Regions from separate parts of the Homo sapiens genome. Here region 2 is linked to region 1. The links are chromatin loops, found by intact Hi-C in ENCODE. Cell type or tissue: HepG2. All regions are shown on one strand. Links, peaks and the distances in the headings refer to the core of each region. The heading gives the core; the rest is flanking DNA.

Region 1 (4,409 bases), core at 324-4,323:
AATCAGATCTGTATTCATAATTGTCTTATATTCATGTTTGTATGTTTATTAATAGTTTGTTAATTCCCTAGAAAAGGATTTGATGTAGAACACTTAAATGAGTAATTCATGTTTCTTAGTATATAACCTAGATTCCAGACCCACCTTTGTTCCTGGTTATGTGTGTAACAAGTCATTTAACTTCTCCAGGTCTCAGACTACACATCTATAAAATTAGAGGTCTGACCTACAGGGTATATTGGGTCTATACAGGTTCTAACATACTTTGATTGCATTTTCATGTATTATCATAAAAAATGCTTCAGCTAGATCTTAATATGGTTATTAGAAGATAATGGCTGATTCCGCTATGTGATTTATTTATTTATTTATTTTTGTGACAAGTTTTATTTTGTCACCTGGGCTGGAGTGTAGTGGTACAATCAAAGCTCACTGCCGCCTCAAACTCCTGGTCTCAGGGTCTCAAGCCATACTCCTACCTCAGCCTCCCAAATAGTTGGGATTACCAGCTCATGCTACCACACCCAGCCCTAGCTATGTGATTTTTTAAAGTTTAGCATTGAAGGGGAGTTTTTTTTAAAAAAAGAAATGAATTATATTGTGCTAAATTAAAAATTTGAAGGCAGTAGATACCAGGAGGTAGTACTTTGGGTGAAGTACCTGACCTCTCTAATTCTGTTTCCTGATCTATAAGACATAGTAAACACCTAGCTCACACAGTGTCTGGCAGATTTATTGGATAAATGGAGGGATGGAGTTTTGTAGCATTGCAAATAAGTTAAAGACTGCCTAACACATTTCCCAGAATTAAAAATGTTAATTCTCTTTTCACTGCTCTTTGTTCTCCTCTACTGTATAATATCTTCAAATAGCTAACCCGGAAAAGAGCCGATTTGAAAAAGAAGTTAAAAGTTACATTTGTAGGGGAAGCTGGTTTGGATATGGGTGGTTTGACTAAAGAATGGTTCCTTCTTCTAATTCGCCAAATTTTTCATCCAGATTATGGTAAGTATGTAATCTAATTTTTATAAACTGTGTTTCTTCATAATTGTTAGAGTGAAGTAGTCACCCTTATTTTTAACCTATTCTGTGATTTTACAGACTTTTTGTCCATCGTAAATGTTGAATAATTGTTTAAGGACTGTTATTTACATTTTAAAAACTTGTTTGACCGAATTGTTGATCAGTTGATTCTCTTACTGGGAATCCTACACAAAATGTATCAAGATTAAAAGTAAACATTTATGAGGAAACATCCATATCTTTTCTGAATAAGTCAAATGCATGAAAATTTAATTTGTCATTGAAATAAACATTTGAAATTAAAACACAAAACTATAGTTTGCTCTATAGTAACATTTAAAGCCTCTTTCATTAATGGGTCATTTTAATAAATAAGAATTCATGAATTAATTTTTTAAGAAAAAATAAGCCTTTGAAATTTTTTATTTTACAGAAACTACCTGTATAATCCTTACTATCTGTTAAACTTTTCAAAGGAGAATTTTCAGTGTTTTCCTTATTCTTTAGTTTTCTTTTCTATATGTGTATGTGATGGGAAATAGGGATGACAGTGATAAATTGAAGTCTCCAGATATCCTCAAAATTAATTTTGATCATAATTTATAATCTATGAAACTATACTTTTTATAAAGTTATCTGATTCATTTAGTTTCTATCTTTTTACCCTGTTTCTACCCTTGGTTCAGGAAAATAAAATGTTCTCCATATATATTTAATATATATATTTATATTTGCTGAGATTTGCAAATATATAGTCCCATAAATAATCCAAAATTTTTAACTTGAAAGATGGTTTGTAACAGAATTATTGTTGAATTGATTAGCTTCTAATAGATGAGATGTCATGTACATGTTTACCACTTTGATTTTTTTAAGTCAATCATGTTAATAATAACATTATTCGTGTGTTTTTTTAGGCATGTTTACATATCACAAGGATTCACACTGCCATTGGTTTAGCAGCTTTAAATGTGATAACTATTCTGAATTCCGATTGGTTGGAATTGTATCCTTTAAACTTTCCACTAGGAGGTGCTAATAGATTAGAGATTTTTAAAGATTTTATCTGTATTTTAGAAAACTGTTTTCTTTAGCCATTTTATCCAAATTAAATGTTATTGTCAAATGTACTATTAGATTTTCAGTAATCTTCATTATGTGTAATATATGTCAGTAGACTTAATTGAAAGAAATGAGAGTTTGATTTTTTTCTGAAAACCTTATCTCAAAATAAAAATGGTTCTTTCCTATTTCACATATAATTGAAGTTATCACTAATTTAAGGCATTTTTTAAAAAAAATCAAAGTATTTCCCATTTATAATGAAGTATTTTTTTTCTGTTCTTTCACTTTGTGCTCATTTCCCTCAGTTTACTGAATTGAAATTGGGGGAATTAAATCTAGCTCTTTAATATGCCTCCAAATCCTGAAACATAAAGGAAGCATCCATAAAAATTGAATGGAATGGGAATATTTAAAGCATATAGTATTATTTTATAGTATTTTTAAAAATTTTATAAGTCCATCTGCAATCCTATGATTCCTATCAGGTATATTGTAGAGGGCATTTCTGCATTGGGTAGGAGATTGGACAAGATGCCTTCTACATTAGCTTTTTAGATTCCAAGAAATGTAATTGTTTGTGGAAGAAAGGAGGGAAGAGTAAATAAATAAGCACTGGAGATAAGAAAGTATAAAAGGGGTGGGGGGGAATTCTTAATCTGTTCTCAGAGTCAAATGACCATATGGCAGTAAGTACTAAGGAGTTCTGAGAAGGAAAATATACAATGTATTTTTCCCAGAGAGGATAGAGATTTAAAAAATGGAACAATTACATTTGATTAATATATGGCTGGTGAGAGTGGTGGGACATTATAAGCTGAGAGAATGGTGAGAATAAAAAAGGCTAAATTGTGCTGGGCTTGGTAGAGAGCAGCAGCAAGCGCACTGAAAGTTATGGAAAATACCATCAGAAAATGAATGAAGAGCCATCTTTGAATGTCTGTCTTTGTTACATCTGTTGGAATAAATTATGAGACATATATATGGAAACTGAGAGACCAGATTAATAAAAGAAAGTGTAGTAGGGAACAAACTACACATTAAGATAGTAAACTCAACTTGAAATTTTGTATATATTGTTGTGTCTAAAGGTCCAAAGTGCTAAATTCCACAAAATGAATAACGCTTAACAATTCTGAGACTCCTGTTTATATTCTAGTATCTGCAGTAATCATTTGTTGAATGTTTCATCTTCATTGAAGGGCCTAATCATTGATGCTTGTCACTATACTATGAGCTATTTATATGTTCATACATATATGTTTGTCATGCTTTATATTCATATATCACAATTTAGATTTGGATGATATTTTGACTCTAATATTTACACTAAAATATTATAGCTTAGTTACATTTTTAAGTGATACTATACATAAAATCATGAAATTGCTCATTGTTTTTTTTGCAATAGATATTAGTTTCTATTTAGTCATTACCCAAAAGAGCATATTAAGCATGTTTAGATATTCTATATTTCAAGTTAAACAATTAAATCTAAAAATTATAATTGCTACTCTCATTATTATGTGTGTTTATCACACACACAGATATAAAACCTATAGAAAGCTAAATTGATGCTGTAAAAAGCATAATACTATATAGGAGAAATGTGAGATGAGAGTGGATTGTGGTCAGGTAAGGAGTTGGGAACTGAAATTTGAGAAAGAACAGGTATGAACATTGAGAAAATATAGTTGGTTTCATATATATCTCCAGTTTTAAAATTTCAGGACCAAAGATGTGTTGTTCTAGTAGTTCTGACAGTATTGTGTTTCTAATACAATTATTTTGAAGTATAAGGCCTTATTATCAGACTTCATTACACCTTAGCAAATTGAAATTTTGGTGGTCTTCCAATTTTTAAAAGTTATTTTCAGTAATTTACCCAGCTCATATGTTTAGATTTCCTTATGATCCTATAAAATGAATTACTTCCTTAATAACTTTATATAATAATTGACTGTTGAAATACTATGAAATTTGATCTAAAACCTCTCTTTCCATAAATGGATAAGTTACATTCCACCATATGACTAATAAATAATCCTGAGCAAAATTTGTAACATCTGTAGCTTTTTAACTTTGACACTGAAACTCCAAGTAACATAAGTCTTTCAAGTTTTACTGTTGGAAATTACCTATCCTATTAGCTTATCAATAGCATGTTTATATCCATATGTTTATTCAGTTTAGCTCTGTTCTTCACACATAGTCTGTTTTTAATTTTAAAATAAATAAAATGGCTATCTCCAAAATCAGTATTCTACAGTGAGATCTACTGAATAAACCATTGCTGCTGCTTATAAAATTGCCAGCATCTTTGT
Region 2 (4,409 bases), core at 198-4,197, 250 kb after region 1:
TACAGGGCTGTTGTGAGGATCAAATGATAGAATATATATGAAATATCTAATTCAGTGCCTAGATTCCAGTGAATTTCCTTCAAACCCCTTTCCCACACTCCCCATCGCTAAATTTCCATGCTTAATATTACGTGCCAACAGGGATGTGAGTATTCCTTCCATTCCTCAACAGCAATGAGTTGAACATTGATTTGTGTTGATAGATGTTCTTGAAAAATACACTGTTTTGTATGCATATAATTTTAATTGATATAAATAGTATTGTGTAATGTATCTCATTTAACTTCTTATTCTACTTCTTATTTGGTTTGGGGCTTGGTGTTCTTTGTTTCTTATTGTGGTTTGGGAAAAAAATAGAAAATCTGTTATAAATTAGTCCCTCACAGCTCTTTTTCAAAGGCAAATTCAAAAGTGAGATTTTATAGGTCAGATATGTCCAAAATCAAATGCCAATGAGTTAAATTCATATCTTTTTGCTTGTAAGTATTCTTGCAAAACACATGGTTTTGCATAAAGGTAAAGATAGTTGTAATTTACTTAAATAGCATTGTGCTATATATCGTTCTATTTATCTTTTCTCCCCTCTGCACTATGCTTTGAAGTTCATCTATATTGTCAGATGTGTATCTATTTAGCTGCTTCTCATTTTTTCCCTTATTCTCATAGTATACAATCTCCAAATTATACCTAGCCACTTTTCTAGTGATGGGCACTCAGGAGGGCATTCATCCATCTACCACCATAAAGAATGCTGAAATGAACATTCTTATGTGAGTTCCCACACAGGCAGCCAAAGCTATGAGGAAAGGTGTATACACAAAGGGCCTTGTTATGAGATTGCTGACTCAGCCATGAACAGAGATTCTAGATAGAGAATCAAACCAGTTAGAGCAATGAGCTTAGAGATACAATCTTCATTTTTGTTTTGTTTTGCTTTAATAACAGAATCACGAAGATTTTAAATATTACTTTTAAAAAGCTTGGCTGCATCATAGTTAAATAGTGTTTAGAAAAAGTTCCACCTACCTGTTTTAATAAAGCTGTTTTTTGGATTTGTTTGTTGGTTTTTTTTTTTTAAGATAAAACTACTACATCAAAAGCCATCTCTAGTGCAAAAAATTAACAAACCAAAATTTTTTAGTTTAGAATAAAAGTTTCAAGAGTTAACTTTTGGAAAGCCAAAGTTATCCCCTAAAAAATACTAACATGATTTTTATTTTTGCTGTATAAAGTTTGCTGATAGTGAAAAGAAAATCCATTCTTTAGTTAAAGATCTTTTAACTCATTCCTAAAATTCTAGAACAATTCATGATCTTATAAAGATAACGGAACATAAGAAAAATTATGTGCTATTAAAAATAACTATCCTGGAGAGGAAAAAGGCTTTCGGTTCAAAAATGGTGATGTAGAAGCAAGGTGGCTTCACTTCCCACGGCAGAAAACAAAAAACAAATGTACAGCACCGAGATTATCATCAGCAATATCCCAGAACTCAGATGGAAAGACGAGACAGTTCCCAAGGCCACAGAGAAGTGAAACAACTCTGAGCAGATGGTGAGGAAATCAGACTTCCACAGCCACAAAGCCCATCCCTCCATTTTGTCTGACATCCAGCGCATAGAAAATTTTTCCTGTTTCAGAATAGGGATAGCATTAGGAGGAACATCTAATGTAAATGACGAGTTAATGGGTGCAGCACACCAACATGGCACATGTATACATATGTAACAAGCCTGCATGTTGTGCACATGTACCCTAGAACTTAAAGTATAATAATAAAAAATAATAATTAATAAATAAGTAAATAAAAATTTTCTCCAGGGTGCACGGGCTCACGTCTGTAATCCCAACATGTTGGGAGGCCTAGGCAGGCGGATCGCTTGAGGCCAGGAGTTCCAGACCAGTCTGGCCAACATGGTGAAACCTCATCTCTACTAAAAATATAAAAATTAAGCTGTGTGTGGTGGTGCACGCCTGTAATCCCAGCTACGCAGGAGGCTGAAGGAGGAGAATTGCTAGAACCCGGGAGGCGGAGGCTGCAGGGAGCCGAGATCGCGCCACTGCACTGAAGCCTGCGCAACAGGGCCAGACACTGTCAAAAAAAAAAAAAAAAAAAAGGAAAAGAAAAGAAAGAAAGGAAAATTTCCTGCCAACTCATGGTTTCTACACTGCAAAAAGTGAGCTCAAGTGGACAACCAGCTTCCCCATCAACTCGGTTTCCCTGGCAGGAGGCCCGTCCCTGCCTTAACGCACAGGAAGCATTGCAATTGCCTGAAGGAAGAAATATCCCTGAGGACAGACAGTAAAAGGTGGAGATGGGAATGCTATGCCCGGCCCTGAAAACTATGCTCTGTAATTTAGCTGAAGGAGGCGCCAAATTAGAGTGGCCATTCAACAGCACCATGCCGTAGGAGGTACGTTCCACAGGTCCCCAGGGCACAAACCCCTGGCCGGCATTCCTACACTGCCGGGATATCCCTCTCTGATACCTCCCCGATTCTGGACCGTCATTGTTCCCATCATTTACTAGAGCTGAGGTGAACCTGGGCTTAAGGTGCCACCTAGAGCTGCAAAGGCGGCAGTGACCTAGTGGTAAAGAATCTCTACTCAGCCAGATGCAGCGGCTCATGCCTGTAATCCTAGCGCTTTGAGAGGCTGAGGCAGGATTATCGCTTGAACCTGAGTGTGAGACGAGCCTGAGCAGAAACCCAACTCTAGGAAAAATGTCTAAAAATTACTCAGGCATGGTGGTGTATGCCTGTAAGTCTCAGTTACTCGGGGGAATGAGACAGGAGCATTGCTTGAGCCTAGAAGTTCAAGTCTGCAGTGAACTATGATCACCACTGCACCCTAGCCTGGGTGATAGAGCAAGGCCCTGCCTCGAAGAGAAAAAGAAAGAGAAGGAGAAGGAAGAAGGAGAAGGAAGAAGAAAGAAGAAGAAAAGAAAAAGAAAAAGAATCTCTAAGCAGGTGTACCCAATAAAAACCAAAACAAGTCAAACAGAGAAGATTGGAATAAATAATTAATCCTTTGATGCAAAAACATGGACGTACACCCACAAGAAATAGGGAACCATGATCTCTGCAAATGAACAAAGAAAGGAACTAGTGACTGCCCCTAGCAAGACAGCAATCTGTGAACTCTCTGACCAGGAATTCAAAATGACAGTTTTAAGGAGACTTGGCCAAGTCTAAAATAACACAGAAATCAATTCAGAAATTTATCAGAGAAATTTAACAAAGAGATTGAAATAATTTTAAAAATCAAACAGAAATCTTGGAACTGAGACATACATTTGCTGAATTGAAAAATCCATTAGAGATTCTCAACCCCAGAATGGATCAAGCAGAGAAAAGAATCAGTAAGCTCAGAGACCAGCTATTTGAAAATACATAGTCAAAGGAGAAAAAAAGAATAAAAGGGAAAGAAGGCCACTTACAAGATAGAGAAAATTACCTCAAAAGACCAAATCTAAGAAGTATTGGTGTTCAAGAGGGAGTTGAGCAAGAGCAAGGGGTAAAAAGCTTATTCAAGAAATAGAAAACTTCCCAAAACTTAAAAAGAAAAAAAATATCCGGATACAGGAAGGTCAGAGAAAACCAAACACATTCATCCCAAATAATACTACCCCAAGGTATATAATAACCAAACTCTGAAAGGTCAAGGATAAAAGAGGGGATCCTAAAAGCAGCAAAAGAGAAGAAGCAAATAACATATAAATGAGCTCCAATTCATCAGGCGACAGACTTCTCAACAAAAACAATGCAGGCCAGGAGAGAGTGCAATGACATTTTCAAAGTCCTGAAAGAACAAAACTGCCATTCAGTAATACTGTATCCCCAAAGGTATACTTCAAATATGAAGGAGAGAGGATGAATATTTAAGGTAATGGTTGTCCCAAGTACATTGATTTGATCTTTACAAATTTATGAATATATTATCATATGTGCCCCAAGACTCTGTATATCTATTAAGCATCAATAAAAAAAAATTCTTTCAGGGCCAGGTGCAGTGGCTCACACCTGTAATCCAGCACTTTGGGAGGCCGAGGCGGGCAGATCACCTGAGGTCAGGAGTTCGAGATCAGCCTGACCAACATGGTGAAACCCCATCTCTACTAAAAATACAAAAAATTAGCCGGGCATGGTGTCAGGCGCCTGTAATCCCAGCCACTGGGGAGGCTGAGGCAGGAGAATCACTTGAACCCAGGAGGCAGAGGTTGCAGTGAGCTGAGATCGCACCACTGCACTCCAGCCTGGGCACAACAGAGCAAGACTCCATCTCAAAAAAAAAAAAATAATTGTTTCAAAAGACAAAAGTAATAATTTTTAAAAGAAAATAAATAATAAAAGTAATTATTTCTTAGAAAACCTCACAGTTACATGTATTGACTCCATTATAGTTATATT

What was found. A loop is a pair of places that touch in the nucleus more often than their neighbours do. Peaks named below come from ENCODE experiments on the same cell type or tissue, not always from the same donor. Only the 100,000 strongest peaks of a DNase experiment are listed, where the experiment ranks them.
Region 2: it touches region 1 in a loop (3-fold over the local background); 12 of 110 quality-filtered maps call a loop at or near these places.

Annotation. Positions count from the first base shown.
Region 1 is chr10:91,491,480-91,495,888 of GRCh38, forward strand. It overlaps HECTD2 (HECT domain E3 ubiquitin protein ligase 2), which reads left to right. Exons shown (of 21, transcript NM_182765.6): 13 at 873-1,005; 14 at 1,941-2,029. The region is part of intron 3 of HECTD2-AS1 (HECTD2 antisense RNA 1); the gene reads right to left. Among named protein-coding and RNA genes, the nearest start is that of HECTD2, 83 kb to the left of the region's middle. In HepG2, for the core only: a CTCF peak has its summit at 2,033 (motif pointing right); a DNase peak (open chromatin) is centred at 2,002.
Region 2 is chr10:91,742,835-91,747,243 of GRCh38, forward strand. No RefSeq gene overlaps it. Among named protein-coding and RNA genes, the nearest start is that of TNKS2-DT, 53 kb to the right of the region's middle. In HepG2, for the core only: a CTCF peak has its summit at 2,553; a DNase peak (open chromatin) is centred at 2,557.